2 separate regions of the Homo sapiens genome follow, and region 1 is linked to region 2. Evidence: chromatin loops called from intact Hi-C (ENCODE). Cell type or tissue: B cell. All regions are shown on one strand. Each heading gives the region's core, and the rest is flanking DNA. Links, peaks and the distances in the headings are about the cores only. Region 1 overlaps LOC124909489 (a long non-coding RNA gene). Region 2 has its middle 120 kb from the start of MIR138-1.

What was found. Peaks named below come from ENCODE experiments on the same cell type or tissue, not always from the same donor. Only the 100,000 strongest peaks of a DNase experiment are listed, where the experiment ranks them.
Region 1: it touches region 2 in a loop (5-fold over the local background); 5 of 110 quality-filtered maps call a loop at or near these places.

The regions. Positions count from the first base shown.
Region 1 is chr3:44,044,519-44,047,429 of GRCh38, forward strand. The region is part of intron 2 of LOC124909489 (a long non-coding RNA gene); the gene reads left to right. Among named protein-coding and RNA genes, the nearest start is that of MIR138-1, 68 kb to the right of the region's middle. RefSeq lists an enhancer at 1,465-1,704. In B cell, for the core only: no CTCF peak of the experiment used is centred there; a DNase peak (open chromatin) is centred at 1,533; H3K4me3 peaks cover 479 bases; H3K27ac peaks cover 1,780 bases.
Region 2 is chr3:43,993,524-43,996,434 of GRCh38, forward strand. No RefSeq gene overlaps it. Among named protein-coding and RNA genes, the nearest start is that of MIR138-1, 120 kb to the right of the region's middle. RefSeq lists a silencer at 1,703-1,902. In B cell, for the core only: no CTCF peak of the experiment used is centred there; DNase peaks (open chromatin) are centred at 1,728 and 2,668; H3K4me3 peaks cover 1,599 bases; H3K27me3 peaks cover 2,441 bases.

The DNA of each region.
Region 1 (2,911 bases), core at 292-2,791, 51 kb after region 2:
TAATCTTTTTTTTTCTTTTCAAATCCAGTCATGCTTTAAAAAAGTAAGGAAGGAGGCCAGGAGCAGTGGCTCACGCCTGTAATCCCAACACTTTGGGAGGCCAAGGTGGGCGGATCACCTGTTAGGTCAGGAGATTGAGACCATCCTGGCTAACACGGTGAAGCCCCGTCTCTACTGAAACCCCGTCTCTACTAAAAATACAAAAAATTAGCTGGGCGTGGTGGTGGGTACCTGTAGTCCCAGCTGCTCTGGAGGCTGAGGCAGGAGAACGGCGTGAACCCAGGAGGCGGAGCTTGCAGTGACCTGAGATCTGGCCACTGCACTCCAGCCTGGGCGACAGAGCGAGACTCCATCTCAAAAAAAAAAAAAAGTAAGGAAGGAGACTCTGTGTCCTACTTAAAACCACCTCTAGTTTCCTCACTGCCTGCAGGGTAGAATGAAAATGCCTTAGCTTGCGTGGTGCTTCCCAGGCAGGCAACCTTTTCCTTTGGGCCTAAGCACTTTGGACTTGTCACCCTTCCCAGTCACACTGTGCTTCTGTGCACCCCACGAGCTGATTGCTGTGCTGGGAATGGCCCTCCAGCCCCAGCTGCACAGGCTGACCAGTTCCCTCACCCATCACTACCTGGCCCCAAGGGCCAGGCCCCCACCGAAACCTTTCTGCACCCATGTTAAGCATTCCTCCACAACCTCCTGCAACGTGTTCAGACCCTCGTGAGAGCACCCTAGGTTGATGTTCTCTGCTCACCTTCTTTTTTTCTCACTGGTCTGTGAGCTCTTTGAAGTTAGAAGGCATCATTACTTTCATCTGTCTTTCCAGCATCTAGTAAAAATAAATAAATAAATAAAGCCTCTAAAACAAACCACTAGAACATATAGGCTTACGTCTGTACCTCAATAATGAACTCCAGGCTATCAAGTGATCATTCGTTTGCTCATTCATTCTTCAGCAGAGGGACTGTGTTCTTGCTTTCTGCTAGCACTGGATGTTAGATGAGGTGCTGGGAACCCCAGACACTCTTAGAGCTTCTACTTGGCAAAGATGGAATTGAAGGTTAACAGACATTTTATGAGACTTGGTTTTGGAGTCACATTAGTTTAGGGTTGATTATTTTTTAAACTTCTAATCTCCCCAGAATTGAACTTAATGAGCTATCCCCTGTCACTCAGAACTTGTTTGGAGGAACTAGAAAACCATGCAGATTCTCAGCATTTTTTATTCACGATTTTAAAGGCAAATCTGGATGTGGCATTACACCGAGGTGTTTTTAGCTTTCCTGAATGTCCTAATTGACATCAAATTTTTATGAAAACATTCCAAAACCTATGATTATTATTACTCTGACCACTGTTTATATTTGAGTGCTGAGCAGAAAAAGAAGAATCACCAAAGCTTTTCTATTTAGTCATCTTCTAGACAAACCATATGAAAAAATAGGGAAGTGCTTCATTCGCAGAGGTTCCTTGGCCCTCAGCCAACTGTGAAGTCCCCAGTCACAGCCACCCTGAGCCTCTCTGTGGGAAGGGACTTTCAGCCCAGGAAAGAATGAGTTCCTGCTGGTGACCTGCCAGGTGCAGATGGTTGAGTCCACTGTACACATCTGGTTGGGGGTTTCCAAGGTGCTGGCTGGTGGAGCCCTTATGCATGCGAGGGGGTGAATGGTGGAGATTTCTGGATCCCTGCCCAGGAAGCCTCCCAGGTAGCAAATTAACATCAGCCATATTATGCTGGCCACTTTTTTCTCTCTGGTGTTTAAACTCTAGATCTCCAAAGTCAGGCACACACAAGATAACCCAGTGTGGTACAGGAAAAATACAGACCATTGGACTAGAACAGTTCCATTCTCATACATTTGATAATGGACTTAACATGTAAGTATACATGCACCCACTTTATGAATAAATATGCGTAAGTCTGTGTTATGATTAGTCTCTTTTACCATTGAGGTCATGTGCTCAAACAAGTTTAGAGACTCCTTTGTTAGCCAGTCACCATTAATATAGAACAGAAAAGATTAATTTTTGGTGGAATGGATGAAAATATTAAGAGGTTTCAAACTAAGTATCAATTTTATAATCAATTGTAGAGATTCCTTTGTTAGCCAGTCACCATTAATATAGAACAGAGAAGATTAATTTTTGGTGGAATGGATGAAAATGTTAAGAGGGCTTCAAACTAAGTATCAATTTTACAATCAAGTATGATAATCTTCCTTGCAGCATTGTATGGTATGTTGGTGTGAACTTGGTAGCCCTTGGGTTATTTCCTGCAGAAGTCTAAGGGTGTGAGATGTAACATTTTCCGTATATTGTTAGCCTCTGTATGTGCATAATAGAGTGAAGAACTTCCTGAAGGGGGTACAACACAGCTAGTGTTATCATTCTATATCCAAAAATGGCAGAGGGAGAAAGTCAAAGGGACCACCATTAATATTTTGCTGTTTCAGTATTCTTTCTATAAGTATTTGCATACATTTTTGGTTTACTAAATTATGATTATGTTGAACAGTGTTTTATAATCCAGTTTTTTTCACTGTGTATTTTTCCTTGTCAAAGGGTGAGAATAAGACAATAGATTCATGATTGTGAAGGTCATTTTCGGTGGTTCGACCTCTTAGTTCTGAGACTCAGCCCCTGGAAAGTCTGCCCTTGTTGCTTGCACTTGCTTTGTAAATCCAAAAACCCAACTGCTTTGCAGGCAGAACTACAGCCTCCACATGCACCATGATTCAGGTAGACCAGGAGTGCCTTCTCCTTTCTGTACTAAAAACACCTGAGAAAACCATATTGAGAGGAGAAGGCTTTGAAAGATGCATAGACTTGACCTGAACCTGGAAGTCCTCCCAGCCAGGTGGGACCTTAGGATCCCCAGGCTGAGCTGTAACCAGCTGTGCCAAGCAATGACCTACTT
Region 2 (2,911 bases), core at 267-2,766:
AAAAGAAAAGGGTATACAGATGGCAAATCAGCACATAAAAAGATGCTCACTATCATTACCTTAGCCACCAGAAAAATGCAATTTAAAACCACAATGAGATATTACTTACCTATCCGAATGACTAAAATAAAAAAACAGTGACACCACCAAATGCTGCCAAGTGTGAAGAAAAAAATTGATCACACCTACATTGCTGCTGGGATTGTAAAATGGCACAGGCAATCTGGAAAAGAGTATGGTAGTTCTTACAAAACTAAACGTGTGCTTACCACATAACCCAGCAATTGCCCTCTTGAGCGTTTATCCCAGAGAAAACTTATGTTCCCACAGAAACCTGTACATGAATGTTCACAGCAGCTTTATTTGCAACGGCCAAAATCTGGAAACAACCCTGCAATAAGTCCTTCAATGAGAGAATGGTTAAATAATCTACCGTCGTGGTACCTCCATCCCATGAATACTACCCACTAATAAAAAAGAATCATCTATTGATAATACATAATAATTGGATACATTTCAGGGGAATTATGCTGAGTCAATAAAGACAATCCGAAAATACTACATTATTGTATAATTTCATCTGTACAACATTCTTGAAACGACAAAATTGGAAAAAATTGAAAGTAGATTAGTAGTAGTCAGGGATCGCCACTCACCCTCCAGGTAGGTGTGGTTATAAAAGGCAAAAAGAGGGATCCTGTGATAAGTTCGGTTCTGCATCTTGACTGTGGTGGTAGTTGAATTTACACATGTGATAAAATTGTATAGAATTATTTACACACACACAGAGGTTGAAGGAGAGAGAAATGAGTACAAGTAAAACGGGAAATCTCAGTAAGATGGGTGGGGTTATACCAGTGCTAGTATCCTGGTTGTGATATTGCACCATAGTTTTGGGAATTTTTACCACTGGGGGAAACTGGGTAAAGGGTGGGTGCACAGGATCTCTCTGTATTATTATTATTTTTTACAACTGCACGTGAATCTATGATTATCTCGAAACATTTAAATATGTATTTTTTAATGTGTGAATACTACTGGGCTATATATTTTTAAAAAATAAAGTACAATCGTCTTAAGAACGCAAAGGCCAAGGGGCAGAAGGCTATTTCTTAAATTTTAAGAAACCACCTAGTTCACAGGTGCCACCTCCTCACTTTGCTGTCAGCGACGTGATGTGCTCTGCAGTGCTGGAATTGAGAGTTCAAGAGAGAGATACCGGTCCTGGCCTCTCGGTGTTCAGGTGTGTGTATAGGTGGGCGTTGGTGTGAGAACGAGCGAGAGAAAGCGGGAGCAAGAGCGAGAGCTATGCCTCCCTTAGTGTCAGGGAGGGTGGCCGGCTGATGAAGGTGCTGTGCAGAAAGCCGGGGAAGGGCTTAAAGAGGGTGCTGGCGCCTCGGGAACGCCCTCCCGCTGCACCCTACAGGAGGTCGTGGGCGGTGGCTTAACAGCCCCAGTGCAGAGCTTGAACCCCACCGTCCAGAAGGAAAGGTGAGTGGGGGACCCGGGCGGGAGGTGAGGCCTGCCGGCAGCGGCCCTCAGGCGTGCTGGGCAGCACGGCTAGCAGAGGCGGCGCCTGGTCTTGGATGCTGCAGCGGAGACGCCAAGGAGACTGAATGCAGGGAGCGAGGCGTAGCGGCCGCGGAGGGTGGGGCCGCCCGGAAATCCAGGCGGCGCCAGCCTTGTAGCATCTGCAGGCCGGGGGCGCGCACACGAGGGGCACGTGGGTGTGGAGGAACCGGCGCGGCGGGGCCTCCTTCCTGCAGCGCCGCGGCGGTCGAGTGCCCGTGCTGGAGGAACGGCGAGTGGGGTGCCTGCCCCGCGCAGGCGGTACCCGCCGCCCCAGCTCCGCACACAGCAGGCACGGCCAGGGACCGGGACCGTGGCCCAGCGCCTGGAGGCGCTCTCCACGCGCATCTTTCCCGATGCCGGGGCGGGAAGCCGAGTGGCTTTGTCCGGAGATGCCAGGGGATGTGGGCAGGGGACGAAGAGGTTTCCCAACTGGCCAAACCCTGGCTTGAGGAAAGACTGAGGTGGTCATTGACCCGTGGGAGCGCCCTGGGGCTTCGAGGGAACGGCAGCCGAGCCCGGGAGACTGGTGTTGGGTACCCGCGGGGGCCGGCGGGTTCCACGTGGGTGGACCCCGAGCTGAGGGCAGGGTAGGGTCGCGGATCGCTGACCTATGAGCTCCCCTACTCCCGCACAAGGACACCTGCACATGGACCCGGGCTTCCACCCGCTTCTGGCTGGGTTGGCGCCGGGAGCGCGCAGGGGAGGGACGGCGGCGGAGTGCGGGGTTTGGCGGGTGAGGTGGGTGAGGTGTGGCCGCGGGGGAGGGGGCGAAGGCACTAGAAGGCTGCGGTCGCGCTGTCGCTGCTGTTCCCACCGTCGGCGCGGGGCGCGGAGGGGGCGAAGAGGTGCCTGCCAGTCGCACTGCGGTCTAGGGGTGAAAGGAAAAGGGTCCATGTAAAGGAGAAAGGGCAGGCAGAGACTCTTGCTGGTGCCAGCAGGCACGGAAGGATGTGGCCGCGGGGACTTGGAGTTTAGAGGGCAACGCTGGGTGTCATAATGCCGGAGATGACCCCGGGTGCAGAGGCGATTCCAGTTGGGTAGAGCTACAGAGAACGTGGCCCGAGAAGGGGAGCTTCCTTAAATTAGACATATCCTGTGTTGTCCTAAACCTAGCATTTACCCTCTCCCACCCCGCTCCCACAACCTCCAGGGTCCTAGCGGAGTCATTTAAGCGCTCAGTACTACCAGCTTCATTTTAGGTAAAAATCAAGACTAATTCTGCACTTTATTAACCTCCTCGTACCCAAGTCACCACGGGGCAGCTTTTCACAGCCCTAAGGCGTGGTCACTTCAAGCCCACAGCGAGTTGCTCGTGTCCTCGGCTTCTGCTCCGCAAATC